Linked DNA regions of Homo sapiens: region 2 is linked to region 1. A link is a loop called in an ENCODE intact Hi-C map of the cell type or tissue named here. Cell type or tissue: GM12878. All regions are shown on one strand. Each heading gives the region's core, and the rest is flanking DNA. Links, peaks and the distances in the headings are about the cores only.

The links. Peaks named below come from ENCODE experiments on the same cell type or tissue, not always from the same donor. Only the 100,000 strongest peaks of a DNase experiment are listed, where the experiment ranks them.
Region 2: a loop joins it to region 1, with 4 times the contacts of the local background. A loop is called at or near these places in 4 of 110 quality-filtered maps.

What each region holds. Positions count from the first base shown.
Region 1 is chr12:1,110,831-1,127,377 of GRCh38, reverse strand. It overlaps ERC1 (ELKS/RAB6-interacting/CAST family member 1), which reads right to left. Exons shown (of 19, transcript NM_178040.4): 6 at 15,080-15,163; 7 at 11,345-11,512. It overlaps LOC124902857 (a long non-coding RNA gene), which reads left to right. Exons shown (of 3, transcript XR_007063157.1): 2 at 9,756-9,812; 3 at 11,879-11,964. Among named protein-coding and RNA genes, the nearest start is that of ERC1, 130 kb to the right of the region's middle. RefSeq lists an enhancer at 10,779-11,978. In GM12878, for the core only: a CTCF peak has its summit at 9,202 (motif pointing left); a DNase peak (open chromatin) is centred at 9,170.
Region 2 is chr12:1,507,445-1,523,991 of GRCh38, reverse strand. No RefSeq gene overlaps it. Among named protein-coding and RNA genes, the nearest start is that of LINC00942, 15 kb to the right of the region's middle. In GM12878, for the core only: a CTCF peak has its summit at 6,666 (motif pointing left); no DNase peak of the experiment used is centred there.

The sequences.
Region 1 (16,547 bases), core at 5,343-13,342:
GCTTTTAATTCCTTCTTCCCACAAATAATACTGTGGTGAACATCCTTATACATGTCCTTTTGTGGACCAGCAGGAAAGTTTTTCTGGGAAATATACCAAGGAATGGGATTACTGAAACCACCTACGTCATTTGTGTTACTGTTTGCCCAAATCCTCACAAGCACTGAATGTTATCTCACATTCTAATTTTTATCAATTTGATGAACAAAATATAGTATTTCATCATCTTTGAAATTTGCATTTCTTTATTTACTAGTAAGATTGATGATATCATGGCATAGTTGTTAACCACTTAGGTTTCTTTATCTGTTAATTGTCTATTCAAATCCTTCCCTCTCCCTATAGTCTCTATTGATTTTTGAGGTTTTTTTTTTTTTTTTTTTTTTTTTTTGAGACAGAATCTCACTCTGTCGCCAGGCTGGAGTGCAGTGGCATGATCTCAGCTCACTGCAACCTCCGCCTCCTGGGTTCAAGCAATTCTCCTGCCTCAGCCTCCTGAGTAGCTGGGACTACAGGCACGTGCCACCACGCCCAGCTAATTTTTTTATTTTTAGTAGAGACGGGGTTTCACCATGTTGGCCAGAATGGTGTCGATCTCTTGACCTCATGATCCGCCCGCTTCAGCCTCCCAAAGGGCTGGGATTACAGGCGTGAGCCACCACACCTAGCCTCAAGCATCTCTTTTTTATTCTTTATCTGAATCCTTACTATTTTAAGAGGCTCTAAAAAAACTCTTCTCCCAATCTCATCTGTTAGCTTTGCCAATGGTTTTCTTTCTTGAACAGAAATGCTTAAATTTGATGGAGACATTTAAGTTATCTTACCCAATATATTCCTACTAAACATTTTTATTGATTAGCTTTATAGTTTCTCTTTAACACTGAGGTCTTTAATCCATCTAGAGTTCACTGTTTCATCTAGCATGAAGTAGGTGGCCAACTTTATTCTCCATATGGTATGTCAGTTTTCTCATACTTGCTTAATTTTGCACTAGTTTATGACTGACTATCTCTCCACATAAATGTTTCTGATTTCACACTCCCTGTTCTTTTCATATCTGCTCCTTCCTGTGCTAGTTACCGCACTGTTCTGAGGTGCACTGTTTGGTTTCGTTTGGTTTATGACTCTGTATTTTCATGTCTCACAGGGCAGGGTTCTCCCATCTTCTCTTCTCTTTTTGTTTAATGTTAGAATAGCTTTATTCATCCATATACATTTTTAAAAATTTAATAGAGGTAAGATATACAGACATAAAATTTGCTATCTCAATCATTTTAAGTCTACAGTTCAGTAGTGTTGAGTATATTCACACTGTTGTGCAACCAATCTCCAGAACTCATTTCACCTTACAAAACTAAAATTCTATACCCATTAAACTCCACATTCTCTCCTTCCCAGCCGCTGGTAACCACCTTTCTACTTTCTGTCTCCATGAATTTGACTCTAGGTATGACAAGTGGAATCATATGTAGTATTTGTCTTTTTGTAACTCCTCCTTACAAAATTTAAAATAAAATGAATTCCTAAAAAATACTGTTTGTTTTTTTTGTTTGTTTTGTTTTGAGACGGAGTCTCGCTCTTGTCACCCAGACTGGAGTGCAGTGGTGCGATCTCAGCTCACTGTAACCTCCGCCTCCTGGGTTCAAGTGATTCTCCTGCCTCAGCCTTCCGAGTAGCTGAGATTACAGGTGCGCACCACCGTGCCCAGCTAATTTTGTATTTTTAGTAGAGACGGGTTTTCACTATGTTGGCCAGGCTGGTCTTGAACTCCTGACCTCAGATAATCCACCTGCCTCAGCCTCCCAAAGTGCTGGGATTATAGGCGTGAGCCACCGTGCCCGGCCGACTGCTTGGTGTTTTAATTGGAAATGCAGAAGAATATATACATTAACTTCAGGAAAACTGATATCCCTGCAGGATTAAATTATACCATCTATTGACATGGAGTATCTTTTAATTTATTTATTTTTCCTCATATCCTTGGGTAGAGTATTAGGCTTTCTTGTTTTTTCTTGGGGAGTGGGGAACAACTTGAGGATGAAAATGACTATTTTTAAATATTTGATAGAAAATATCAAATATTGGGCTGGGCGCGGTGGCTCATGCCTGTAATCCCAGCACTCTGGGAGGCCAAGGTGGGCAGATCATAAGGTCAGGAGATTGAGACCAGCCTGGCTAACACAGTGAAACCCCATTTCTACTAAAAATACAAAAAATTAGCTGGGCGTGGTGGCATGCACCTGTAGTCCCAGCTAGTTGGGAGGCTGGGACAGGAGAATCACATGAACTTGAGAGGTGGAGGTTGCAGTGAGCCAAGATTGTGCCACTGCACTCCGGCCTAGGCGAAAGAGCAAGAATCTGTCTCCAAAAAAAAAAAGAAAGAAAATATCAAATATTTTCTCCTCGAAAGCCATCTGGGCCTTAGGATTTGGGAGGGAAAAAGGGATGAGGTTGATTACCATTTCAATTTCTATAACGACTGTTGTTCATGTTTTCTCTTATCTCTTGAACTTCTTCTGTCATTTTATATTTTTCCAGAAACTTATTTCTTCTTGTTTTTCAAGCTTATTCGAATATAATTGTTTAGAGTTGTCTTATATTATTTTTAAACTCTGTAGTACTAGTAGTTACTTCTCCTTTATCATCTGTAAGAGCTGTTCCTGTCCTATTAACCTTTTTCAAATAACTACCTCTTGGTGTTGTTTTATTCTCTATTAATTTCTCACCTTATATTTATTATTCTTTATTGTTTTTGGATTAACTGTTTTTTCTAAGTTTCCTGATTTGAACACCTAGATTACTTGCTTTTCTTTCTTATTTTCTGATAAATATGTTAAAAACTAGCTATTTCCCTCTAAATACTGCTTTAGTTACACCCCACAGATTTTTTTCTAATTATGTTCCACAAATTTTTATATAGAGAGCTTTCACTGCCACTCATTTTTAAATGTTTATATTTTTCCTTTAACCCACAGGTCATTTTGGTAGTATGTTTCAAGATTATATACTTATTTTGGTTTTCTGCTGCTGTTCTTTACTACCTTTATTACTACTTTACTATCTTTACTCCTGATTTCTAATTTTGCTGCATTAGGAGTGCAAAGTCATGTGACTTTGACTCTTGGGAATTTTAAAGTTTCCTTTATGACCCAGTACATGGTTAGTTTTTACGACTGTTCAGTAAGTTCTTGAAAATATTGTTTATTCTCTATGTTAGGACAAAATTCTATATACACATCTATGAACTTGAGCTTGTTAATGTTATTAAAACTTTATGTTGATGCTTCTTTATTTGATCAAATTCTGACAGGAGCACATCCAAATGACCAACTACAATTGTTGATTTATCTGTTTCACCTCATTGCTGCTATATATACATTTATTTGTTTACTTATAGACAGAATCTTGCGCTGTCACCCAGGGGTATGATCTTAGCTCACTGCAACCTCTACCTCCTGGGTTCAAGCAATTCTCCTGCCTCAGGCTCTCAAGTAGCTGAAAACTACAGGTGCGTGCCACCACGCCCAGCTCATTTTTGTATTTTCAGTAGAGACAGGGTTTCACTATGTTGGCCAGGCTGGTCTCGAACTCCTGAACTCAGGTGATCCACCCGCCTCAGCCTCCCAAAGTGCTGGGATTACAGGCGTGGGCTGCCGCGCCCGGCCCGCTTTATGTATTTAAATGCCATGCTGTTAGGTGCATCGATCGGCACGGTTATATTTTCTTGATCTACTGTTTCTTTTATCAGCATATAACATTGCTCTGTGTGCCTTAAAAGATAATTTAATCAATATTAAAATAAATCATATTTGGGAAGGCCTATTTTCCTGATATAACTTTTATTTTTAAATTTTTTTCTATCTCTGTATTTTTAACTTTGCTGTTACTTTTTGTCTGTTTAACTCTTGTTGACAGTATCTTTCTGTATCTTTTTAGCCCAACTGAGATTTATATTTTCATTTTGATCTAAGTACTTATTTGTATTTATTGACTTTCCCATGATTTGTACTTATCTCAGCCTTCTTTTTCATGGTGTCCACATGCTATCACATTTCTTTCTCTCCCCTCCCCATTCTTCTCTATTCTCCACTGGGTAAACTGGGTTTTACTCTGACGGTTTGAAACTTATACATTCCATTTTGATTTTTCTAGCGTATTAAGAGCCATACTTATGCTTGTATTTTCTTAAGCTTATCATTATCTTCTTAAGTAACTGTATTTTCTTAAGCTTATCATTATCTTCTTAAGTAACTTAATGTAACTTCTTAAGCTTATCAGTATCTACATCTTCCCACAAACAAGACATTACCCCATCACCACCGTAAGCAGTGCCATCTCACCAGCTGGAGCTGGGGGAGTGGTTGTGGCAGGAAGCAAGCCTCCCAGATCAGAACGCCTCTGGCATGATCATCTGTACCGCTGCTAGAACAAATGCTCTGCCCCAGGTATAGAGAGGATGCTGAAAGGGGAAGGAGCACTCCAAAGCCAGTCTACCTTCACAAGCAGACTTGAATATCATACCAGTGTCACCCTGCAGCACCCACCCCCAACCCCTACCCCATAACTCAACAACCCACATACAACAGTGAGAGAAACACACTCATCTGAAAAAGATTCTAAGCCCTATCTCTTTTCATAGCACCCAGTCCTCTTTTACTCTGAGCAGCTGTTTCAGAGATTTAGATAGATATATACAGATATATCAATAGGCAGAGATAGAGATAGAGATAGAGATAGAGATAGAGATAGAGACACAGATAGAGATAGAGATAGAGACACAGATAGAGATAGAGATAGAGATAGAGACACAGATAGAGATAGAGATAGAGACACAGATAGAGATAGAGATAGAGATAGAGACACAGATAGAGATAGAGATAGAGATAGAGATAGAGATAGAGACACAGATAGAGATAGAGATAGAGATAGAGATAGAGACACAGATAGAGATAGAGATAGAGATAGAGACACAGATAGAGATAGAGATAGAGATAGAGATAGAGACACAGATAGAGATAGAGATAGAGATAGAGACACAGATAGAGATAGAGATAGAGATAGAGATAGAGACACAGATAGAGATAGAGATAGAGATAGAGACACAGATAGAGATAGAGATAGAGATAGAGATAGAGACACAGATAGAGATAGAGATAGAGATAGAGATAGAGACACAGATAGAGATAGAGATAGAGATAGAGATAGAGACACAGATAGAGATAGAGATAGAGATAGAGATAGAGATAGAGACACAGATAGAGATAGAGATAGAGATAGAGATAGAGACACAGATAGAGATAGAGATATAGAGATAGAGATAGAGATAGATAGATAGAGATAGAGATAGATAGAGATAGAGATAGAGATAGATAGAGATAGAGATAGAGATAGAGATAGAGACACAGATAGAGATAGAGATAGAGATAGAGATAGAGATAGATAGAGACACAGATAGAGATAGAGATAGAGATAGAGATAGAGATAGAGATAGAGACACAGATAGAGATAGAGATAGAGATAGAGATAGAGATAGAGATAGATAGAGATAGAGACACAGATAGAGATAGAGATAGAGATAGAGATAGAGATAGAGATAGATAGAGATAGAGATAGATAGAGATAGAGATAGAGATAGATAGAGATAGAGATAGAGATAGAGATAGAGACACAGATAGAGATAGAGATAGAGATAGAGATAGATAGAGATAGAGATAGAGATAGAGATAGAGATAGAGATCATCAGCCTTTGTTTCATTTGCCACTGTATCCCCAGTGCTCAGAAGGGTTCTCAGCAGGTACTCCCAAAACCGTGTTGAATGAAGAGATCAATCAATACATCTTTCTCTTCTTTCACAATCTCGTCACAAAAGATGCCTATCTCTTTCTGAGGCTATGTAATTCCATCAACCTAAATCCTTTTCTCCTCTCTACCAACATGAATTGTTTCTTCTTCTCCCCATCTTTCTTTGTGGCTAGTCCTCAACCTACCAATCAAACAAGAGTCATGGTCGTCTATGCACATCATAATTAGCGAAGTCAGAAATGATGAATTCCAGTCCCAAAACTAATACCAAGTAGTTGTATAGGCCTTCAGCATGTCACTATATTCTCTCTGCACAGGGAGGAATTGCAGCGTTATGATCAAGAACGCAAGTTTGCGGGTTTGAATCGATCGGGCACTAGGTCATGTAACCTCAGTCTCTCTAAGTTTTAACTCCCCATCTGTAAAATGTTACAACAATTCTTATTTCTTAGAAGGTTACTCTAAGAATTAACTGGGAAAATGAAAGTATACAAACCCTCCATGGTACAAGACTCAGGTTAGATATTATCATACATATTCTTTAAATTACGGAAAGACTGGATGATCTCTAAAAATGCCCTCTAGTTCTAAGAATGTATTACTAACTCTTAGTATGCTGAAGAAGTCAGAACTGGGCTGGGACTGCAAGCAGAGGGTGCACGTCAAACAACAGCATCCTAGCTCTAGTGCCTAGTGCCAAAACATCCTAGAGCAAGGGCAGGTCCTCACCTTGTGCTAGATGCTGATCTCCTGAGCACCTCCGAAAAAAAGAACCACTTCCTCTTACTATTACTAAGATATAGATTATATTCCTTACCTATAATAAACAGAATTCCAAAACACAATTTCCTGGAGAAGGGGAAAAACCTGTACTACTTTGAAGCAGTAAGGTGTACATTATTTTGGCTTATTGATACAATCAGCTCTGCTCTGCACATTGAGAATTCATCCTGAAAATACATTTAATGGTAGGTCCCTAGTATAGCATCACAATTTTGGAACAAGAAAAGAACTTTAATTCTTGAGAATACTGTAAATGATATATCAAAAGTCCCAGTGTTACTAGTGAGAGTAGCCTCAAGTGCCAGTCAAAAGTGGTATGCTAATAAGCAGTTCACAAAATTCTCAATTATAAAAGCAAAACAACAATAATTATCTTGTCTAACCCATGCCATTACTATGAAGAGCAAATAAAACAATAAAGATCAAATCAAATCAAAGTGCTATAAACTGTAAGGTGTTTCGAAATTTTTTAACCCACTGAATTTAAATTTCCCTCCATGGCTGGACACAGTGGCTCCTGCCTATAATTCTTGTGCTTTGGGGGCTGAGGCAGGAGGACTGCTTGAAGCCAGGAGTTCAAGAACATCCTGGGCAACATAGTGAGACCCTGTCTCTACAAAAAATACAAATTAAAAAATCAGCCAGGAGAGGTGGCCTGCATCTGTAGTCCTAGCTACTCAAGATGCTGAAGTGGGAGGATCACCTGAGCCCAGAAGTTCAAGGTTACAGTGAGCTATGATCAAGGCACTGCACTACAGCCTGAATGACAAAGTGAAACCTTGTCGCAAAAAAAAAATAATAAATTAATAAAAAAATGTCCCTCCATATTCAGATGAGAACAGAATTAAACACCTAGTCATAAAAACCTTAGGAAGTTGTTATTATCATTATCCTCATTTTATAGATGAGGAAATGGAGGCTTAAAGAAGTAAAGTAACTCCTGAATGGATGCGGTGGCTCACACCTGTAATCCCAGCACTTTGGGTGGCTGAGGAGGACAGATCACCTGAGGTCGGGAGTTCGAGACCAGCCTGACCAACAGGGAGAAACCCCATCTCTACTAAAAATACAGAATTAGCCAGGTGTGGTGGCACATGCCTATAATCCCAGCTACTCGGGAGGCTGTGGCAGGAGAATCGCTTGAACCCAGGAGGCGAGGTTGTGGTGAGCCAAGATTGTGCTATTGCACTCCAGCCTGGGCAACAAGAGCAAAACTCCATCTCACACACACACACACACACACACACACACACACACACACACACACACACACACACACAAAGAAGAAGTAAAGTAACTCCTCTAAGGTCACACAACTAGTAAAGGTAGAGGGCTGGTTTTCAAGCCTATGTCTGACACCAAAGACCATGCTTTTAACCACTATATTACTAAATCCAGACCACCTCTGTGAAAGTCATCAGATTAAAAGAGATGGTTACAAAACGGGAGCGATTCCATATATACTGTACCTTGTATAACACCAGAGGGCCTTAGTCCATGTACCCTGAATAGGGAAAAAAAAAACAAAAAAAACAAAACAAAACAAAAAACAAACAGATCTTTTCACATGTAACTGTTTTCCTTAAAGGATTTTTAAAATTTTTTAAACTCCAGGCTAGGCACAGTGGCTCACGCCTGTAATCCGAGCACTTTGGGAGGCAGAGGCAGGAGGATTGCTTGAGCTCAGGAGTCCCAGACCAGCCTAGGCAACACAGTGAGACTCTGTCTCTGCAAAAAGTTTTAAAAATTAGCCAGGTGTGGTGGCACATGCCTATAAGTCTTGGCTACTCAGGAGGCTGAGGCAGGAGAAGCGTTTGATCCCAGGAGTTCCAGGCTGCAATGAGCTATTAATATAATCATGCCACTGCACTCCAGCTTGGGTGACAGAGTAAGATTCTATCTCTAAAAATAAAAATGAAAGAAAAACTCCATGCTCCATGTTCTTTTTTCATATATACTTAATTTAGTAATCCGAGTGTTAGATCGAAGTCTGGGATAGCTGCAGAAAAGATGAAATCAACTAAGAGCAAATTATAGAAACACATGAAAACTTTCAAAGAGCTGGTATAAACTGCCTTTTACTGGGCTCTAACACTGGCAAGTTACATTGGAAAAGGTGACTCTTGTCAAGTGCCACCAGAGTAATTTTTTAAGCAATGCTAATAAATAGACATATTACATTCTTAAAATCATCCCAAATTCCAAAGAAAGTTAGCTTTCATTCTTTTATCTTTTATGATGAGATGGTTCTATTTGCGCAGTGGCCCTAGTAACTTACAGAAATAATCACTGAGACTCAGCTACTCCTGCAATGGCTAAAAACTAAAAACCATTCATGAATGACAATAAATACAATCTATTCTCTATGGTACAAGAAACCAATCACAAGCCCATCTGGGTGAGACCTGGCTAATAAGAATATTATTTGAGGGGGGTACAAAGAGAAGCATGGATTGCCAAGGGGGAAAAGTCATTTATTAGACTGTGACAAGCTTTTAAATGTTTGCATTATCATTAACCAACTGCTTGGTTCTCTGGTTTGTACACCTGCCACCTCCATCCAAAGCTATTACAGTAGCAAACTTGGAAGTGCGGCTGACCTCTAGAACACTGGCACCCTCTTCTGACCCTTTTGCTGTATTGCATGCACTCAAGCTACTGAAGTGAAAAACGATTAATAAAGCTATTACATTTTAAAATAACTTAAAGAGTGTAATTGGATTGTTTGTAACTCAAAGGATACACGATTGAGGGGATGGATACCGCCATTCTCCATAATTTATTTTCACATTGTATGCCTGTATTAAATATCTCACATACCCCATAAATATATATACCTACTATGCACCCACAAAAAATTTTTAAAATAAAGCTATAAATGAATAACTTTGCAGGTAACATTATCTAGATGATTTCATATTTATAATTCCCTGAATAAACCTAAGTTTAGCTTAATAAAAGTAAGAAAATGCAGATCATCTAAATACTATGTTCTCTTAACATCTCAACAGTATATGCATTAGTTGATTTTATTAGAAGAATTATAAAATGATAACAATGACGAATGTACAAAGACTTTACTATGTGCCAGACACTGGCAGTAAATAAACGAGTTTAATTCTAACAACAAACTTATGAGTTAAGCACTACTATTCTCTTCACCTTACAGACGTGAAAAGTGAAGTGTAAGGAAGTTGAATACGTTCCCAGGATCACGCGACTCATAGTAAGTGGTAAAGATGGAAGTCCAAACTCAGTAAACATGACTCTAGAGCCAAAGCCTTAGCCACTACTGCATCTCATGATTTTATACCCAAATATCTCTGTGAGGTAGAATGGAGCTGACATCATAACAAAATGAAACATAACTAAAATAGAAAAAGTGTAAGTTATAAGAAAAATGACAAACATGTCAGCTAAAATCTCCCATTTTTAACAAAGCCCCAAATTGTACAGATAAAAATATTACATGAAACAGTTTAGGTTCCTTCTTCATTCTTCCTTATTGGAAGATTCTTGTCTTCTAAGACTATGAGGTTTTTATTCTTTCTTTTCCTCCTCATTCCTTTTTTCCACCAAATTATGTTCTTATTTTTCTTTAAAGAAAAAAAGCTAATCTACATCATATGCTTTATGTTTCTTCTATAAAGCAAAACTACTTATCTATTCTTAAATTATCTATTTCACTGCAACCTTTAAAAAATATTTATATTAAGACAGTAAATCCACATGGTATCATCAACTCTTTCTCTTCGATCATTGAAAGTAAGATAGATAAGAATCGATCTGGGATTATTTAGCAAATACACTAAATATCTATCTGAAGTCATATACCTATCTGAAGATGGTGGATACCTAACTGAAGTCATAGCCAATAGTCTAGATCATCTTCCAAGATTTTGAAAAACACTGCCCGGGCATGGTGGCTCATGCCTGTAATCCCAGCACTTTGGGAGGCAGAGGCGGGCGGATCAAGAGGTCAGGAGTTCGAGACCAGCCTGGCCAATATGGTGAAACCCCATCTCCACTAAAAATACAAAAATTAGCCAGGCTTGGTGGCATGCGCCTATAATCCCAGCTACTCAGGAGGCTGAGGCAGGAGAATCACCTGAATCCAGGAGGCGGAGGTAGTGGTGAGCCAAGATCACGCCAAGCCAAGATCACACCACTGCACTCCAGCCTGGGCAACAGAGCGAGAGGCCATCTCAAAAAAAAAAAAAAAATTCTAAAAACACTAACTTTATTTTCAAACAGGATATGAAGACACATTGTCTAATAATCTGTGGTTTAAAATTAGACTATCTAGAACTTTAACAGATTCCAGTTTCCTATATACAGTTATTCATAATATCACAACTTAAAGACACTTAAATGTACTCCAAACACAGTGTAACCAAGCTCATTGTCATTCATGACTAGAAAATTCACCAGGGGTTGAACTGAAGCTTCTAAATCAATGATTTCTCTTTTACAATTATCCTTTTATTTTTAATACTGTCAGAGTATACTTTGAAGTACAGACTTGGCAAAAGTTTAAAGAATTAAAAACATAAACTGCACCTGTTTTAACTTGTTAGATCTAAGAACAACTGAAATAAGATGGTTACATTTTAGCACAGTGACTGATCACGCTGCTGAAGAATTAATCATAACATTACTCATATTTCCCAATTCTAAACATAACAAAAACAGCACAGGTAACGCTTATGAAAAGGTGCCAAGAAACCAACTCCCCACAAATCCCAGAATTGTTTCTACCTCAGTCTGCAGGATGGCAGCCCTCTGCTCCTTAGCAGTCAAGGACTCCTTCAACACTTCAATGTGCTGTTTACTATCTGAGAACTGGTTTGTGAGTGTTTCTAGCTTTGTCTGCAGGGCGAGTAGTTCTGTGTCCTTTCTGGACAGCTCCTGTTTCACCTGGCCAATCTAGAAAAGAAGTAAAACACTTTAAGGAAAAAAGAAATAAAACAAACACCTCTTATCTGTATCTTTCACAGATCTGAGTCACAAAATATGAAACTAAATGCAGCACGAACTGTGTGATAGGTCATATTCATCTTTTTGCATGACATAACCTTGGATCTCCCCAACCCTGAGCCAAAAAAAACCACTAAACTTATTCAACCAATAGGGAAATGTCCAGTTTTCATTTATTGTGTCTTCTAAATATTCTTTGAAACCTCTTAGAAAGGGAATGGAGGGAAAGGAAATTCCAATTCAATTAGATGACTATGAGACAGCAGTAAGCAACTGAACACCACTGTACTGATGAAATGGTTTTCATTTTTCTAGGTGAGACCTCTTCAGAACATGATGGATCAAATGCAGGATGAGTGCAGATATAACAAAAAAGGTTTTAGAAACCTCCTAGTACTATTTAAAATTCAAAATCTGCTGCTGTTGTGCTAATTTTTCACTGTTATCTTTTTCATTCTCAAAAGTTTGCATAAAATTCTTATCTTAAAAAGCCACTTTTAATGTTATACATAACATGGTTTTGTAAAATCCTATAATTTGATGTTATGTGTATTGATTAATTTCTCTCTTAACATTGAAAGTATTTTCTTTCTAACACCTTCTTTACATTCCTGTTTTCTAAGAATTTTAAAAATAGTTTTTTACCCTAAATGGAAGCCATGTAAACAGAAATTACATCTCCTTTTAAATTATGTCTACCACCTAACAAGGAACTAAAAAAGATACTAATTATTGGAAGTATACATTTGACAAGTCAGTAATTTCGGTGTCACTGATGAAACAAAAAGTTATCTTTTCATTTTCAAAAACTTGAATGTATCTAAAGTATTGTAATTGTAATAATCTTAGGTATAAGGGATAAAGCTTTTGAGAACAATTTCCCATGAAGAAATAAATTTCACATTAATTAAAATTAGACCTTTGAGGAACACCAAAAATAAATTTCCAATTTAGCCTTCTGTTTCAAAAAAGATTAAGTATTTTTCTCATATGCATAAAATCTCTTTTTAGAGATATAGTTATTCATTCATTCAACAAATATTTCTGTATGCTTATTGTATACAAAGTACCTGAGGATACTAAAAACATCAGTGGAAGATAATTTTAAACGGTGGCTATATTCATCCTGCAAAATAGTATGTACCCAAGAGTTAGCACACACTGTAACAACGTGGAGTCTTTTATGATATCCCTTCACCAATAAAAACAACCCATTAACACTATTCCATTCCCTAACACACTGATTGTAACAAAAACACATTTGTTGTATGAATGAATATTTTGGGGGATGTTCAAAGTGTTACCATTTTCTCAGCTAAAGAACTATGACTAAGATTATTCAAATTTCCAGCTACCTCCAATCACGTGGTCAAAAATAAATATAAAAATCTGTTTCGTCATCATCTGCATTATTAAGTAAGCTTCAAATAATGCTATATTGACCTTAAAGACTAAGAAAGAAAAGAAAATATTTTAAATGAAAAGCAGGGTTTAGGCCGGGTGCAGTGGCTCACGCCTGTAATCATTGCACTTTGGAAGGCCGAGGCGGGTGGATCACAAGGTCAGGAGATCAAGACCATCCTGGCCAACATAGTGAAACCCATCTCTACTAAAAATACAAAAATCAGCTGGGCATGGTGGCGCATGCCTGTAATCCCAGCTACTCAGGAGGCTGAGGCAGGAGAATCGCTTGAACCAGGGAGTCAGAGGTTGCAGTGAGCCGAGATCTCGCCACTGCACTCCAGCCTGGCGACAGAGAAAGACTCTGTCTCAAAAAAATAAAGAAAAAGAAAAAAAGAAAAGAAAAGCAGAGTTTAGAAGCACAAATTTTCCTTAAAGACTGAGAAGGGAAGACATTATAAAGGGGAAGCAAATATAATACAAAGCTTAGGAGCACAAGGCTTTGCAGACATTCACCTATCAGAACTAAGCTAGCTATGTGTCCCTGAATAATTACTTTCCTAATCAGTTTCCTAATTAGTAATAAGGAGAAATTATACGAATGCCACTGTACTGTTTATGGATTCAGTAAAATAAAGCGTGAAATGTGCTTAGCCTGTTGTCTGACTCAATGCAGAAATTACTAATAGTAGCTATTTTAAAAAGGAAGTTATTGATCAACCTTCCCTCTAGCCAATATATGGTTTCCATAAACCAAATTAGACCCTTTCCACCAAAATATTTCCCTTTTTAATATATACTATAAAGTGGACCATAAATAGCAAATCTACAAAAGTAGCCCAAGTTTGGTTTTTTAAATGCTGTATTTTTTTATTCCAGTCTTAGCCACAATTATTTTCAGAAGCAGTTTTTGCTGACACTTTGACAAATGTGTGCACAGCCTAGTATAGGTCAGTAAAGAACTTGTAAGCAGTATGTGGAAGAAGACTGCCTGTATAAAACCAAATCCTGCCTCTTACTAGCTGTGTTTTCCTAGGCACCATTCTGTTACCTCAGTTTCCTCGTCTATAATTTGGAGTTGATAATATGTCTAACTCAGCACGTTATAAAATGTTTACAGTAAGTGTGCAAGTGTTAGCTACTTTATTATTCAGCCATCCCTCGGTATCCATGGGTCCATGGGGGACTGGTTCCAAGACACACCTTGGATACCAAAATTAATGAAGGCTGAAGTCCCTGATATAAAATGATGTAGAATTTGCATATAACCTATGCACATCCTCCAGTATAGTTTAAATCATCTCTAGATTACTTGTAATACGTAATACAATGTAAATATTTACAATGTAAATAGTTGTCATACTGTATTGCTTAGGGAATAATGACATGGGAAAAAAGCCTGTACATGTTCAGCACAGACACAACATCCATTTTTTTACCCTGAAAATAAAAAACAGTTGGTTAAACACACAGATGCAAATCCACAGATATGGAGGGCCAACTGTATTTATTTTATTATTATGTTCTGAATTGAAATTTTAAGTTCATTAGAATATTGAACTAGATTTAGATACCTGAAATAAGTCTCTTAGTAATTTCAATTTACTAGATAAATACTTTCTATACATCTGTCCTAAAGAAAGTAACATTTGTGGCAAAATCACTCACTGGAGACTTAAAGATAATGTCTACATAAGGTAAAGCACTTTGCTCAAGAGTTTCAAATTCAAATAAACTCTAGGTGATAGGCCTAGAACAACTGCATATATTCTTGTACCTAGGAAGAAAAGAAGGCCGCCATTCATATAAACCAACAATAAAGGGTTGAGAAAGAAACAGGCTTTGAAATACCATCCACAGAGTGACAAAAGCAACAATAAAGTACCAGGTACAAGGCTTCCAGAACACGTGAAGGCTCACTGCACACAAAGTGACATGTGGGTCAAACTAGTGAACAGGAGTCAGTTAAAGAGCAGAGCAGGCTGGTTAGTGCTAGTAATGGGCAAAGCTGCCAACCATAGAGAATGAAAGGGTAAGCCACCCAGAAGCCATAGAGCTAGCAGGGTCCCACTGTGGGACCACTGCACACAAAGAGGTAAATCTTACGGCAAAGACCTCAGCCTGAAGACCAGCCGCTTTCTTTTTCAGCTCCTCCCATTGAGCCTCTTTCGAACTTAGTTCCTCCTTCAGTTGTTCTACCTGTCACGACATTATTATTCTTTTTCACTTATGTGTCAACTTAGGTCTTCTTCTTGTCTACTTTTGAGGCAGAATGGTAACTAGAAATAACAATAACTTATATAATACAATCAAATCTGTTCCCCTCATTCCCTCTTCAAAGAGCCATAGGTAGTTTCTAAGTTCACAGGTTTTTTCCCCCCACAGTGGACTGGAATGTGCTAATCAACAAATGAAAAACATAAACACAGAGATCATACGGCACTATGTCTTGTTCTCAAATCAGGGTGAAAAATCCAAACTAATAGAAAGTTGGTTATGTGAGGCCAGGCGCAGCAGCTCACACCTATGATTATATCCCAGCACCGTGGGAGGCCAAGGCAGGAGGATCACTTGAGGTCAGGAGTTCGAGACCTGCCTGGCCATCATAGTGAAACCCGTCTCTACTAAAACTACAAAAATTAACTGGGCATGGTGGTGGGCGCCTGTAATCCCAGCTACTCAGCAGACTGAAGCTTGAACCCTGGAGACGGAGGCTGCAGTGAACCGAGATCACGCCACTGCACTCCAGCCTGGTCGACAAAGCATACCTCCGACTCAAAAAAAAAGAAAAAGAAAAAAAAAAAAAGTTGGGTATGTGAGTTTTTAATTTCTAAAACTGAAATGAAAGTAGTAGAAATAATTAATAATAGAGTCTGGAGGTAGCAGAGGAATATTCTGTAGACTTATATGCCAGGTATGGGCACCATGGCAAGAAGCCAGAAACTGGAGGGGAAGTGATGTTATCATTCCTTCACACTACTGGGATGTTGCGGGTTTCATTTCTAAGAACCTGGAGAATACAACTGGGAAATAAAGGGGGAAAACACTTATTTTCTGGCTTAAACTTTATAATTACAATCATAATGTTTAATGAAACCACAACAAAACTGGTAAATTGATAATTGTGATAAACTAAATCCTCCAACTTGCCTAAATAGTTTACAGAATCAAACTAAATGACTTTGGATACAAGGAAGGAACATTGTGACTGATGATAAACACAGACTGATAGGTCTTGGTGGTATCAATCTTTGTCATATTACGCCTGAAGTGCACATGGGAAGCAATAAACCTGACAGCAAGTGGATCTTCCCCACAGGATAGGGCAAAGAAAGGGCTTTCCGTTACAGAACTGTATTTGGAGGGGAAACGTAACTTCATTTCACCCATTTCATTAAAAAGCCTCTTAGGGCTGGGCACGGTGGCTCACGTCTGTAATCCCAGCACTTTGGGAGATTGAAGTGGGTGGATCACCTGAGGTCAGGAGTTCAAGACCAGCCAGGCCAACAAGGTGAAACCCCATCTCTACAAAAAATACAAAAAATTAGCCAGGTGTGGTGGTACGCACCTGTAATCCCAGCTA
Region 2 (16,547 bases), core at 2,790-10,789, 400 kb before region 1:
GTAGACAGGGCCCACAAGTTTAGGAAGAGGAGAGCGCAGACTGGAGGGTGCAGCAGGGAGCCCTCGGGTCGAGTGATGTGTGCTCCACAATAAGAGAGCCACAGTAAGACACGCACAAAGGCAGAGAGAGGCAAAGCCAGGAGCATTGGCCGTTCCTGTTGGTAGAGGGGGCTGGGAGCAAGGAAGAGAGGGCGGCAGGAACTCAGCAGGGGGCTGGCATTCCAGAGCGAGAGCAGCCCCTTCTTCCTTCCTCTCCAGAGACTGTTAGGACGACAGAAAATGCAGATACCGAAGGAGAGGCCAGCCAGGAAAGGGAGAAAGGATGGCCACAAGCTCCCACAAGGACACTAAAGTGGCCTCTCCAGCTGTCAGGGGAGGCTGACCCCTCCCACGTGGCTGCCCAGGGTGGGAGGCACACCTGTGCCAGGTGACCAGAGGGTGTCTCAAAGTTGTTCACTCACAGACAGCTCCTGGAGGGGCTTCCTAGTGCAGTGAGGGTTGAGTCCCTGGTTTATCGGAATCTCCTGGGAAAGAATGTTTAAAGTCCAGTTTCCAAGGCTGTGCCTCTGGTCTGTGACTTCTAAGGCTCCACAGGTCATTCTGATCCTGAACTCAGCCAGGGATCCCAAAGGCCCAGCGTCCAGTGAGCTTTCGGGAGGAGAGAGGCTTGCTGACAGGTACAGGGTAGCCCAGAAGAGCCGTGGCACCCCCTGCCCCAGGCCCAGGAAACACATCACTTAAGTTCCCTGGGACCGCATTGCAGTGGAGGGCGGCAGAGGGGCTGGCGAGAACTGGAGTCTTTGAGGTCTTCCGCCATCCTGGCTTCTTCCTGCTTGGTCTTGCCAGGGACCAGGTGTGCACACCCTGAGCTGAGACTGGGTCCTAGGTTCCGCCATCATGTTAGCTTTTGCTAAATGGTACTAACAAGGATGATAAAGGAAACCCACAGGTAATCCAGACATCTCAAGGAAGTAATGGTTTGTCTCCTGACCCACGATTATTATCAAAAGCATTTATAGGCCGGGCGCAGTGGCTCACACCTGTAATCCCAGCACTTTGAGAGGCCGAGGCTGGCGGATCACCTGAGGTCAGGAGTTCGAGACCAGCCTGACCAACATGGAGAAACCCTGCCTCTACTAAAAATACAAAATTAGCCGGGCGTGGTGGCGCCTTCCTGTAATCCCAGCTACTCGAGAGGCTGAGGCAGGAGAATCACTTGAACTGGGGGGCAGAGGTTGTGGTGAGCTGAGATAGCACCACTGCACTCCAGCCTGGGCAACAAGAGTGAAACTCTGTCTTGAAAAAAAAAAAGCATTTATAAACTATTGAATTCCACCCTATGAGCTGTGATCTTTGCTAGAATGTCTTATCTGAAGCACTTGTTTGGCTTCAGGAAAAAATGATTGTATCACCAGAGACAAACAGTAATAAGTGAAAATGCATCATTGTAATGGACAATTGTTTAACAATTGAAGTTTTTAAATATTCAAATGTTAAGCTTAAAGCATTTAGCCTGGCACTCTTCCTTTCTCTCTGATATTTTTCACTCTATGTATTTAAACAATTGGCCCTCCCTATTTGTGGGTCCCACGTTCACAGAGTCAACCAACCTCAGATTGACAATATTTTTATTTTTTTAATTTATTTTTTTGAGACACAATCTCGCTCTGTTGCCCAGGCTGGAGTGCAGTGGCACAATCTTTGCTCACTGCAGCCTCCACCTCCTGGGTTCAAGTGATTCTCTTGCCTCAGCCTCCTGAGTAGCTATGATCACAGGTGTGCGCCACCACAACCAGCTAATTTTCGTGGTTTTTTTTTTTTTTTTTTGAGACAGAGTCTCACTCTGTTGCGCAGGCTGGACTGCAATCTTGGCACAACCTCCGCCTCCTGGGTTCAAGCAATTCTCCCGCCTCAGCCTCCCAAGTAGCTGGGACTACAAGCGCACACCACAACGCCCGACTAATTTTTTGTATTTTCAGCAGAGACGGGGTTTCACTGTGTTGCCCAGGCTGGTCTCTAACTCCTGAGCTGAGGCAATCTGCCCGCCTTGGCCTCCCAAAGTGCTGGGATTACAGGCGTGAGCCACCACGCCCAGCCTAAGTTTTGTATTTTTTTAGTAGGGATGGGATTTCACCATGTTGACCAGGCTGGTCGTGAACTCCTGAGCTCAAGTGATCCACCTGCCTCGGCCTCCCAAAGTGCTAGGATTATAGGCATGAGCCACTGCACCCAGCCTGAAAATGTTTTTAAGAAATAAAAAATAATAATGCAACAACAAAAAATAATATAAACAAAAAGCAATACAGTGTAACAACTACTTATATCACATTTACATTGTATTGGGTATTATAAGTAATCTAGAGATGATTTAAAGTATTTGGGAGGATGTGTGTAGGTTATATGCAAATACTATCCCATTTTATATTAGGGACTTGAGCATTCATAGATTTTGATAGATTTTGATATCATGAGGGTCCTGGAACCAATCCCCCAGGGGGTACCCAGAGACAACTGTACAAGCATCTGGGTCCTAATACATAACTAACATTAGCATCCTTTGTTAATTGTTGAGGTTCCTGAGTATGTTGGTCAATGAAATGGTTCATAGAAAATAGCAGTCACTGCCAGGCTTGGTGACTCACGCCTGTAATCCCAGCACTTTGGGAGGCCAAGGTGGGTGGATCATGGGGTCAAGAGATCGAGACCATCCTCACCAACATGGTGAAACTTCATCTCTACTAAAAATAAAAAAAAAAAATTAGCCGGGCCTGACGGTGCACGCCTGTAGTCCCAGCTACTCCGGAGGCTGAGGCAGGAGGCAGAGGTTGCAGTGAGCTGAGATCGCGCCACTGCACTCCAGCCTGGCGACAGAGCGAGACTCCATTTAAAAATAAAATAATAATAATAAAAAAGCAGTCAGCTTTAATGCTAATTAGACCCTAACATTCCTCCATTCCTAGAAGTCCTCTCCAAGACTTCATGCATTGGCCATAATAAAGAAGGTGAGGGCCAGCCATGGTGGCTCATGCTTTTAGTCCCAGCTACTTAGGAGGCTGAGGCAGGAGGATCACTTGAGCCCGGGAGATGAAGGCTGCAGTGAGCTATGATCATGCCACTGCACTGCAGCCAGGTGACAGAGCGAGACTCTATCTCTAAAAAGACGTAATAAATAAATAAAGAGGATGATATAGACAAAGGTGATTACCGAAGAGATGGAAATTATATCCAGTGACTTTTTGCATTTCATGTTTCAAATTATGAGCCTTGAACGCCTTTGTGTTCTGACAGAAGAATGAACAGATAAATACCGTAGGTCTGTATAGGCTTAGAAAGGTATTGGAGGTGCTGATTTTCGTGCCCCAAACCTGAGTCGATAGGAGAGTAACAGATAAGGAGAGAACAGGGCAAGAAGGAACTAGCCTGGGAGAGAGAAGCACCATCTAGTCACTTTGTCCTCCTGCAAAGTACTGATGATCTCTTGTACACGCATACTCCTATGTCCCCCTCCCCTCAGCTTTTTTTTTTTTTTTTTTTTTTTTTGAGGCAGGGTCTCACTCTGTTACAGCCCAGGCTGGAGTGCAGTGGCATGATCTTGGCTCACTGCAACCTCTGTCTCCTGGGTTCAAGTGATTCTCGTGCCTCAGCCTCCCAAACTGCTGGGATTACAAATATGCACCACCACACCTGGCTAATTTTTTGTGTTTTTAGTAGAGACTGGGTTTCACCATGTTTCACCATGTTGGCTAGGCTGGTCTCGAACTCTTGGCCTCAACTGATCTGCCTGCCCTCAACCTCCCAAAGTGTTGGGATTACAGGTGTGAGCCACTGTGCCCAGGCCCTCTTCCCCCACTTTTAATTTTCCTTTTGCCTTTCTTGTAGCTTGATAACATGACCTGTATCCCCACCTGCCTGTTTTATTCTTGGGCTGACATTTGTGGTGCATTTTAAGCTGGAATTTCTGGAAACAGAAAGCTACAAGATCCACAGCAAAAGCTACAAAATGCAGTGGTGGAATTTCAGGCACCAGGGCATCGCACGGAGGAGACATTCCAGGGCCCCAGAGTGGGTGGGGAAGCTGCTGAGATCCTGAGAGCCTTCCAGTACCTTCAGACCCCACCACCCTGGCAGCAGCCTGCCCAGAGTCCACTCCCTTGGGCGACTCTGCTTAGGGCTCCCCCATCATCTAGCCGGTGGCAGGCAGCCAGGAGCTACTCGCCTTCTTTAATTTAAATGTACATCTGGGTTTGCAGTAAGTTACAGGGACAAGGGTCTCCAGGAGTGGACCAGGGAAGGCCCTGCCCAGGTAACCAAGCCCATGTCAAGCAATCCACAGTCCTCAGGATTCTTCCTCCATGGGTGGGGTTTTGATTGTGTGTTTTAAAGATGCCTTCATTGTAACAATTAAAGGATCAGAATAAATCTGACCACAATCAGTACTTTAAAACCTTCTTGCTTTGCACTTAGAGAACCCTTGGCATGGCCCTGCTTGCCACAGTGACTGACAACAGTGACCCAGACAGACAGAGGACACTCACTCGCTACAAATGCTGAGCACATAAATATTTACTTAGGCACAAGCAATGGCCTGAGTGCCTTTTATGCGGTGGGGAGACAGGAATGAATCATGCAGGTTGGCAGCTGGAACAAGACGGGGAGAGGAAGGGGAGTCTCTTCTCTGGGGAGCAGCTGTCTTAAGAGCTGCCAGAAATAGGAGAGGGAGGACTGGAGCTGGGGGAACTTGAACATGGAGAGCCCTGAGAGGATGCGAGAGAGGACGACCGGTGGGCAGCCCTGGGAGGACCCCACCTCTGCCTGGGAGGAGCCTCAGGCTGTTGTCTGCCAGCCAGTGCCAAGGGCTGGAGGGGCCCCGGCGGAGTCTCACCACTGTTTGGAACGAAGAGTAGTAGAATCCCAGCCCTGCTCCCAGAGGGCGGAGGACGGGAGGCAGGGACGAGCACACCTGGTGAGGCGGGGTTCACCACGGGGCCCCACGGAACTGCCAGGGGCCTGCAGTTCTGCCCTACCCAGTCCTGGGCTCCAGAAGCCATCTGCCAAGACGGTGGGCTGGGTGTGCACCGTGCTGCAGGGGTGTGTCTTCTCCCACGCCAGGAGCACCGTCACCCCTGTTCACACCCCGCCCCCAGCCTAGACCTGGTTTTTCCTACAAATCCCCACCGAGACGTTATCTTCCATCTCACTGGGGTCAAGGAGTGGCTGACTGCCCGGTAGCAACAAAGGACGTTTTGAGCCGCGGAATCCACAGGTATCAACTTGGATCCTGGGGCTGGGAACGGAAGTCCCAACACCAGGTAGGGGGTAGCCCGTGGACATGCAGGAGGCAGCCCCAGAACCAGGGAGGGGGCGGCACCAGGACAAGGTGGGGGCAGCCCAGTGTGCATCCCTTCCTGTCTAACCCTTCGTCACTCGGCTGGTCCACCAACAAGAACTGCTTAACCTGGGGCTGATTCTGTGACTCCCCATTTGACCACTTCTCTGCCCTAGAGGGCAGCTGAGAGAGAAGGAAGGAAGGAAGTAGATTCTCTTTGGTCCTTGTTCCCGGCTTGGGTAAGAGAAAGGAGGTGTTCGCTCCTCCTGAGCCAGGCCCTGGCCACCCCCTTTCTGCTGTCCCTCAGTAGACACCTGCACTGTGATCCTAGGCATGGTGGCTGTGGTGGAGGTGGAGGTGACGGGGTCATGGGAGGGAACATCTCCAGCACAATGCAGCTTTAAAACCACTGCCTCTGCAGCACGGACTCTGGAGTCCAGCTCCCAGGAAAAGCTTCAGATTAGGATATTTCTATTGTTACTACATGTAGGCACTTTGTCAGTTGCACTGTAGCTTTTCTATACTGTACTGGCATGGGGTGTGAGGAAGTTACGTGCAGGGACAGCAGCTCCCACCCAGGACTAACTTCTGCAGGAGAATTATGATAGCATCAGGAAAACAACAGTCATAATCCATTCTAATTGAGAGGTTATGGTGTACTAAGGAATTTAATCCTTACAGCAACACGATGAGGTTGACTCTGTTATCCCATTTCACAGATGAGAAAACTGAGGCTTAAAGAGGCCAAATTACCTCCCACAATCACACAACTAGCAGGAGTCCAGGTCAGGCTTCACACCCAGTTGTAGAAAAGCCTGTCGGGAGAGAAATCGGGAGACCCTTGCTGCTGTTTAGGCCAAATTCTGCCTCCACCTACCACAAACTGGGAATTGGTTCTTTATTCCTACTTTTCAGAGCCTACCTTCCTACAATTACTCAGGACAGGAAATCTACCATGCTGGCCCTAATTCTATAAATAGTGGAAGAGGATGCATTGGCTGGAAAGCTTGAGAGAAATGTATAAGACGAAGTGCTTTTTATTTAATCTGTTCAAGTTCACAGTGAGGCAGGAAACCAATTTTCCCCAAACTGAGAACTGAGGAAAGGGCCATCCTTTGATTCTTACCTCCCTTTCTCACCCCTGTGGCCAGAGAGGTGTTGCTTTTAATAAAGCAATTTCCAGGTGGTGCTTGGAACTCCACAGAACAAAAACCCACGAGAAATGGCTTGGGGGGTGGGGGCTGCCATTTCCTTCATTTTTCTCTGTTTTCCTTTACTTCCACCAAGCTAGAGATCACAAAACAAGCCAGAGACCCCACCAAATCCCAGGGTGGGGAGCTCCCCCTAGTGGCCCAGTGGGTCCCCCTGTAGACCCCCCTGGGGTCTTGACGAAAGAAGGGAAAGGAGCAGATGTTTGAACAAGTCTAGAGTCTTGTATAAGAGAGAATGATCCACTCCTGGGCATACACCCAAAGAATAGGGCAGGGACTCAAAGAGATATTTGTACAGCCATCCATAACAACGTTATTCACAGTGGCCAAACAATCCAAGTGTCCATCAGTGGATGAGTGCATAAACAAAAATGTGGTATAACCACACAATGAAATATTATTCAGTCTTAAAAAGGAATGAAATTCTGCCACAGGCCACAACATGGATGATCCTGAGACATTATGCTAAGTGAAGTAGTCAGACACCCAAGGACAAAAACTGCATAATTCTACTTATATGAGGTACTCAGAGTAGTCAAACTCAGAGATACAGAAAGTAGAATGGTGGTGGCCGAAGACCTGGGGGAGAAGGGAATGGAGAGTTATGGTTTAATAGATACAGAATTCCAGTTGGGGATGATTAAAAATTTGGGAGCTGGTGGTTGCACAACAATATGTGTATACTTAATGCCACTGAATTATACACTTAAAAATTGCTAACATGCTAATTTTATGTTATGTATCTTTTATCAAACACAAAAAATAAAAATAAAAAAGAGAAAATAGTTCCACCAATTTTTGTGGAAAAAGCACATCTTTTTCCAGGTTTCTAGAAATTTTGCCAAATCACTCAATTTAGGTTGAAATTCTGTGTATTTAGTCTCAGCCTAGAATGAAATCTAGGGTAAATATTGTATTGAAATTTATTTCATTTAGGAGAATAAAATGTGGTCTTAGACTGGGCGTGGTGGCTAACACCTGTAATTCCAGCAATTTGGGAAATTTGGGAGGCAAAGGTGGGTGCATCACTTGAGAGCAGGAGTTCGAGACCAGCCTGGCCAACATGGTGAAACCCTGTCTCTACTAAAAATACAAAAAAAAAAAAAAAAAAAAAAAATTTAGCCTGGTATGGTGGCATGCACCTGTAGTCCCAGCTAGCTACTTGGAGGGTGAGGCAGGAGAATTGCTTAAAACTGGAAGTCAGAGGCTGCAGTGAGCCAAGGTCACACCACTGCACTCTAGCCTGGGCAAGAGAGCAAGACTCTGTCTCAAAAAAAAAAAAAAAAAAAAGAGTCTTAGGGAAGGATAGACAGGTCAATGGAACAGAATAGAAAACCCAGAAACAGGCCTACACAAATAATGCCCAACTGATTTTTGTCAAAGGTGCAAAAGAAAATCAATGGAGGAAAAATTGTCTTTTCAACAAATGATGCTGAAGCAATTATACATCCATAGATTAAAAATATGAATCTCAATCTAAACCTCACATTTTATACAAAAATTAATTTAAAATGCATCATAGATTTAAATGTAAAATATGAAACTATAAACTTTTAGAAAACCAGGGGAAAATCTTTAGGACCCAGGGCTAAATAAAGAGTTCTTAGACTTAATACCAAAAGTATGATCCATAAAAGGAAAAAAATCAATAAAGAAAAAAGCCCTGTTAAGAGGATGAAAAGACAGGTTACAGACTAGGAGAAAATGTTTTCAAACTATATCTGACAAAAGTTTATATCTAGAAAATAAGAACTCTCAAGACACAACAGTAAAAAAAAAAAAAAAAAAAAGAAAAAAAGAAAATGGGCAAAAAACATGAATAGGTATTTCACTAAAGAGGATATATGGATTGCAAATAGGCACACAAAAGGACATTCATTGTTAACCACTGGAGAAATGGAAATTTGAAATCACAGTGAGATATCATTACACATCTATTAGAACAACTCAAATAAAAATAGTGACAACACCAAATGCTGGCGAGGATGTGAGGAAACTGTATCTTTCATATATTGCTAGTGGAAATGTAAAATGGTTCAGCCACTGAGGAAAACAATTTGGCAGTTTCTTAAAAAACAGTTTCTAAACATAGACTTACTATATGATCAATTAATTGCACACCTGGGCATTTACCCCAGAGAAATGACAACTTATGCTTACACAAAAATCTATACTTAAAAGTTCATAGCAGTTCTATTTGTAATAAGTGAAAACTGGAAAAAGCCCAGATGTCCTTCAGTGGGTGAATGGTTAAACAAACTCTGGTACATCCATATCATGGAATACTACTGAGCACAAAAAAGAAAGAAAGAAAGAAAAAAACTATTGATACACGCAACAATTTGGATGGATCTCAAGGGCATTATGCTGAGAAAAGCCAGTCTCCAAAGGTTACTGGATGAAAGATACTCTGTATGATTTTTGTAACTTCCTGTGAATCTATAAGCATTTCAGAAACAACAAAGACTGGGATAAAACCCACTGCAACTCTGCAAGACAAGGAAGAGAAGGGAAGTAAGCTTATGAAGAATTTGCCCTGTGCCAGGAGGTCCAGGATGTCCAGGACACGGGCCAGGCAGTCTGCATGGGTCATCTCATTTGATTCCTTCAGAGCCCTGTGAAGTTATGCAGCATCCCATATTACAGACAAGGAGATCAAGGCCTCAAGTGTTATAATTGTGTTTCAAACCAAGTCTGTCTGACCCTAAAGCCTCCTCTCTTTTAGGGAGTCGAAGTGTATATGAACTTTTGAAGCTAAGTAGTCACGTCAAAGAAAAATAAGTTTTGCGTTGTCTGCCAAAGTTACCACCATCTCAGAAGTGAGCCTGTGCACTTTATTTCGATCAGTCATCATTGATTGAATGGTTCATCTCCAGTTTATTCTGTTTGATATCATCCACACAAGCTAATCACAACAAAGCCCTGCCTTCTGATAGTTTATGTCTTTCCTTAAATGCCACTTTTGTTATGTCACTCTCTAGCCAAAAAATCTAGGTAACTATTTTTTCTTTTATTGATACATAGTATTTTATATGTTTATGGAGTATATGTGAGTGTTTGTTACATGGACAGAATGTGTAACGATCAAGTCAGGGTGTTTGGGGTATTTATCCCCTTGAGTATATATCATTTCTATGTGTTGGTGTCATTTCAAGTCCTTTCTTCTACTTCGAAATATATATAATATTGTTGCTAGTCACCCTATTCTGCATCAAACATGAGAACTTATTTCTTCTCTTTTTTTTTTTTTTTGAGACAGAGTCTCGCTCTGTTGCCCAGGCCGGACTGCAGTGGCGCCATCTCGGCTCACTGCAAGCTCCGCCTCCTGGGTTCACACCATTCTCCTGCCTCAGCCTCCCAAGTAGCTGGGACTACAGGCACCCACCACCACGCCCGGCTAATTTTTTGTATTTGTTTTAGTAGAGACGGGGTTTCACCGTGTTAGCCAGGATGGTCTCGATCTCCTGACCTCTGGTGATCCACCCACATCAGCCTCTCAAAGTCCTGGGATTACAGGTGTGAGCCACCGCGCCCGGCCTTATTTCTTCTATCTAACTATATGTTAGTACCTATTAAACAACCTCTCTTCATCTCCACTTCCACCGACCCACCCTGCCCATTCTCTGGTACCTATCAATTCTACTCTGTATGTCCATGAGATCAAGTTTGCTAGCTCCCACAAATGAGTGAAAACATGCGTTACTTATCTTTCTATACCTGGCACATTTCACTTAACATAATGACCTCCAGTTCCATCCATATGGCTGCAAATGACACGATTTCATTCTCTTTTTATGTCCAAATAGTATTCCATCGTGTGTATATATGACATTTTTTAATTCATTCATCTGTTAATGGACATATAGCTTGTTTCCTTACCTTTGCTATTGTGACTAGTGCTGCAATAAACATGTGAGTGAAGGTATCCCTTTGATATACTGATTTCTTTTCCTTTGGCTAAATACCCAGTAGTGGCATTGCTGAATCGAATGGTAAATCTATTTTTAGTTGAGAAATCTCCATACTACTTTCCGTAGTGGTTGTACTAATTTACATTCCCTCCAGCAATGTTTAAGAGTTCACTTTTTTTCCACATCCTCCTTAGCATCTGTTATTTTTTTACTTTTTGATAATAGCCATTCTAACTGGGGTGAGATGATATCTCTTTGTAGTTTTGGTTTACATTTCCCTGATTGTTGGTGATATTAAGCATTTTTTCATATACCTGTTGGCCATTGTATGTCTTTTGAGAAATGTCTATTCACCTCCTTTGCCCATTTTTTAAAATTATTTTATTTTATTATTATTACTTTTTAAGACAGAGTCTCGCTCTTGTCGCCCAGGCTGGAGTGCAGTGGCACGATCTCGGCTCACTGCAACCTCCGCCTCCCGGGTTCAAGCGATTTTCCTGCCTCAGCCTCCTACGTAGCTGGGATTACAGGCGTGGTGTGCCATATGGTCTATCCTGGAAAATGTTCCACTTACCGATGAGAAGAAGGTGTATTCTGCAGTTATTGCATAAATGTTCTGTAAATATCTTTAGGTCTATTTAGCCAAAAGTCCAGCTTAAATCTGATGTTTCTTTTTAAATTTTCTCTCTAGATGATCTGTCAAGTGCTGAGAGTGGGGTATCAAAGTCCCCCACTATTATTGCATTGGAGTCTATCTCTCTCATTAGATCTAGTAATATTTGCTTTATGACTCTGGGTGCTCTAGTGTCAGATGCATATATATTTAGAATTGTTATATCCTCTTGCTGGATTGATCCCTTTATCATTATATAATGACTTTCTTTGCCTTTTTTTTTTACTGTTTTTGACTTAATGTCTGTCTTATCTGATATAAGTGTAGCTACTTCAGCTTGCTTTTGGTTTCCATTTGCATAGAATATCTTTTTCCATCCCCTTACTTGCAGTCTTTATGTGTCTTTACAGGTAAAGTGTGTTTTTTGTAGGCAGCATACAGTTGGATCATTTAAAAAATCCATTCAGCCAATCTATACCTTTAAGCAGAGAATTTAATGTATTTACCTTCAAGGTTATTATTGATATGTGAGGTTTTGTTCCTGTCATATTGTTAGTTGTTTTCTGGTTGTTTTATATGTTCTTTGTTCCTTTTTCTTTTATTGTTTGTCCTTATCGTTGATGGTTTTCTGCAGTGACACCCACCACTTGAGTCTTTTCTCTTTCTCATTTGTGTGTTTGTTTACCGGTGAGTTTTATATTTTTATGTGTTTTCATGATGGTAACTGTTGTCCTTTGCTTCCAAGTGTAGTGCTCCTTTGAGCATTTCTTGTAAGGTTGACCTAGTGGTGATGAATTCCCTCAGTTATTGTTTGTCTGAAAAAGACTTTATTTATCTTTCATTTATGAAGGGTAATTTTGCTAGATATAGTATCCTCTGGTGGCATTACTTTCCTTTTTTCTTTTTCTTTTTTTTTTTTGAGACAGGGTCTCACTACGTCGCCCAGGCTGGAGTGCAGTGGTGCGATCTCGGCTCACTGAAACCTTCACCTCCCGGGTTCAAGCCATTCTCCTGCCTCAGCCTCCTGAGCAGCGGGGATTACAGGTGTGCACCACCATGCCCTTCTAATTTTTTTATATTTTTAGTAGCGACAGGGTTTCACCATATTGGCCAGGCTGGTTTTGAACTCCTGACCTCAAGTGATCCGCCTGCCTCAGCCTCCCAGAGTGCATGCTCAACATCTCTAATCATCGGGGAAATGCAAATTGAAAACACAATGAGACATCACCTCACACCTGTGAGAATGGCTATTATCAAAAAGACAAATGATAATTATTAGTGAGGCTGTGGAGAAAAGGGAACCCTTGTACACTGTCGATGGGAATGTAGGTTAGTACAGCCATTCTGGAAAACAGTATGAAGGTTCCTCAAAAAGATAAAAATGGAATTACCATATGATCTAGCCATCCCATTTCTGGGTATATATCCAGAGGAATTGATATGTTGCAGAGATATCTGCACTCCCACATTCATTTCAGCATTATTCACAATTGCCAAAATATAGAAGTCATCTAAGTGTCCATCAGTGGATGACTGGATAAAGAAAATGTGGTATATACACAATGGAGTACTACTCAGCCTTTAAAAAGAAGGAAATTCTGTCATTTGTGACAACATGGATGGAACCAGAGGGCATTATGCTAACTGAAATAAGCCAGGGACAGAACGACAATACTGTGTCATCTCACTTACATATGGAATCTAAAGAATTGATCTCATAGAAACAGAGAGTCGCAGGGCTGGGAATATGAGGGGGAGGGATGGGGAAAGGGAAGAGGTTGATTAAAGGATATGAAGTTTCAGTTAGACTGGAGGAACAAGTATTGGTGACTGTTCTGCACAGTGACCTCAGTTAATAATAATGCATTGTATATTTCAAATTGCTAAAAATAGATATTTAATGTTCTAACCACACAAAAAATGATGTTAGTGAGGTGAGGGAGTGTTATTCAGATTGATTGAATCTTTCTATAATGTACAGATAGATCAAAATATCTCATTGCACCCCATAAATATGTACAATTATTATTTGTCAATTAAAAATAAGTAAAAACAATCTTAAAAAGGAACTGAAGTCTCTAGCACACAGTAGGCACTCAATACAGGCTTGTCGAATAAGTTCATTATGAACCTATCACATATGGCCTTTTATTCGCATTCAATGTGTATTTATGAATTAGTTTTACCTTTCTAACCAGAGGCTAAGTTCCTTGGCTCACACTGTTTTATATTCTCAACAGCCCTTAGCCCAAATTGTTAAATGATTTTAAAACAGCCGCTAATAATGAGAGCTCATTCTCGCTCTGCAGCTGAGTATCCATTCTCACTGCAGTCATCTACGTGGATGACCTTGCTTTAGACACAGTCACTGCTGGGGTGCTGGTGGCCTTGGGGTCCAGCTGCCACTGACTTTCTCCTTGTTCCTTCTCTGCTTTTGTGGAGAAGTTTGAGTTGCCAAGGTCCCAAGACACACAATCTCTCAGCCATAGCGCATCCATCCACCTCCCTCCTCAGTATTTCCTTTAGCAATTATAACCTTCCTTAGGGGGCTGACTTGGCTCCTTCAGTTTCAAGCCTGCATCTGGAATGAACTCTGACACCAGAGCTCACAGCCCTGGTCATCCGTCTCTGGGGATGAGCAAATCAGGAAGGAGCATGGAAAGCGTAACTGAAGAAGAATGGGTTAGAGGCCGGGGAAGGGGCTGAGGCTGTTGCCATGGGTGGGCCTGACCTCACGGCCTTTCATAAATCACATTCACTGGACTGAGGCTTGAGAGAGACACGCCAGAGGGAGGAAGGTGTTTGGGAAACTCACATGACTGTGGAGAATGAGCTTGTGTCAGAGACAGTGAGTGGGAAAAGCTGCCTCTCCTTTCCGTTACCCAGGTTCTCTGAGCCAGCATCACCGAGCTCTGGGGACCCTCCTGAGCCGGTTAGACCTTGAGGGCATCTGCTCAAGGGGGGTCTTCAGAGGGGTGTTCTGAGTGTTCTTGAGCCTTGGAGCACAGGAGTCGGGCTGGGTTTCTGGCATCCAGCCTCATTCCCCAGGAAAGCACCATGGGGTCCATGCAAAGGGGCTCTGGTGAAGGACTCGGCCATGTGTGTCTTGCTGCTGAGTCTCCGCTCAGGCGGAGGAGGAGAACCAGGATCGTAACCTTGGAGACCACAGTGACTCTGTGTAGTGAGAGAGGAATGGGAAGGGAGTAAATGGCTGGACTTCCGTCTCTACTGTGATCATGTGGGTCAGGTCCAGGGTGTCAAAGGAACAGGTGCTGCCGCAGGTACATTTCCCTCCTCTCACAACAGTGTAGACACAAGCAACTCTTGGTTACTGCTAACACCTCATTCCTGCGCCCCAGTGGGGCAGCACGTTAGCATCAACTGTGCAGAGCAGGCTTGGTAGGTCCCCAGGGGTCTGAGCCACCACGCAGAATTGCAACAAGAGGAAAGTTACGGTATGCCCAAATGTTTCTTTAAGGCAGGGGTTGGCAAGCTACGCCTCCCCATCCAAATCCAGCTCAGTATCTATTTTTCTACAGGCTGCAAGCTAAAATGACTTATATTTTGAAGTGGTTGGAAAAAAATTTTTTTAAGAATAATATTTCATGACGTGAAAATTATATGAAATTCAAATTTCAGTGTGCACAGTTTTATTGCAACATGTGCAATCTTTTATACGTTGCTTTAGCGCTCTGATAATGGCATCGGAGACCGTATGGGCTTCATATGCTAAAATCAAGACTGGCCACGTAATTCGAGATACAATATGCAAATGTAGAGCCCCTTGTTTAAAAAAAAATTAAGAATTCCATGATGGCAATAGTTGAGGACTAAACCAAGTGTGGTCCCTGAACCCAGAGTCCTGGGTGACTGCCTATGAATCCAGCCCTGACTAAAATATTTACTCTCTCTCTGGTCCTTTACAGAAAAAAATTGCCAACCTTTGCTGTAGGGGCTAAAATACCAACAAATGTTTTCTCTTTTCTCTTTTTTGAGATGGAGTCTCGCTCTGTCGCCCAGGCTGGAGTGCAGTGGCGCAATCTCGGCTCACTGCAAGCTCCGCTTCCCGGGTTCACGCCATTCTCCTGCCTCAGCCTCCCGAGTAGCTGGGACTACAGGCGCCCGCTACCACGCCCGGCTAATTTTTTTGTGTTTTTAGTAGAGACGGGGTTTCACCGTATTAGCCAGGATGGTCTCGATCTCCTGACCTCGTGATCCGCCCGCCTGGGCCTCCCAAGGTGCTGGGATTACAGGCGTGAGCCACCGTGCCCGGCCATGTTTTCTCTTTTTTTCGTACTATTAATGTTAATCTCCAGCAAAAAATCCGGGGGAAATTATTAAGGTATTTCTAGATACTTTGAAAAGGAGTTATTACATACTAGGACCCAATACGGGTTGAGTAAAAATAAATAATTCCGAATTAGAGTCATTTTCTTTTCTGACAAAATGACCTATTGGGATGGGAGGGTGTGTAAGGCTGAGCAGGCGAGTGCCATATACCCGTGTATATGCTAGTGTGCTAGCGGGTGTCCAGGTCACCCGGGGCCAGGGTGCCCCAGCTCCGAGATCTTTTGCGTGCTACTGGCGGGAGCTTGGGGCCGAGGAGCAGGGTCTGGGTGCTGCCATGCATGGCCATGTGACCTTGAACACAGGGCCACATATTTTGAGGCCTCCTTGTGTTTAGAATGAAGAGACTGGACAGGATTATTTCTAACATCCTTTACTGCTCTAACCATCCATGAGTCTCTAAGGAAGACTTTTTTACATAAAAAATCTGTTCAAAAACAGAACTGGGCTGGGCATGGTGGCTCATGCCTATAATCCCAGTACTTTGGGAGGTCAAGGTAGGAGGGTCACTTGAGGCCAGGAGTTTGAGACCAGCCTGGGCAACATGGTGAAACCCCGTCTCTACAAAAAACACAAAACAAATTATCCATGTGTGGTGGCATGTGCTTGTCATCTCAGCTACTAGGGAGGCTGAGGCAAGACGATTGCTTGAGTCCAGGAGGTCAAGGTAGGATCGTGTCACTGCACTCCAGCCTGGGTGAAAGAATAAGACTCTGTCTAAAAAGAAAAAAAAAAAAAAGACTGGCTGCCTTCATGAGGTAGAGAGGATGGATGCACGGAGGGGATTTTTTCAATCAGAGGGAAGTTGGGGTGACCCCCACTGCCCTCCTGCCGTACCCTTAATAGAAAGCAGACTTTTCTTTATTCTTATATAAAATGAGTTTCTCAGGAGGTTTGTGCTCTAAGTCAAACAAATAGAATAAAAAGTCCTTTACTCAACCTCCTTGTGCCCTATTCCCCATTCAGAAAACAGAAGATATGTTCAGAGATGCTTGTTGACTAGGCGAGAGGGAGCCAACGCAGTGGCTCGACAGCCTGGGTCTGCAGGGCTGGGGAGGTGCTGCCTCCGGACTGCGGGAAGGGCTGGGCGGGGCATGGGGGCCAGGAGCCTCTCAACAGCCCAGGGACACCACCCTCAA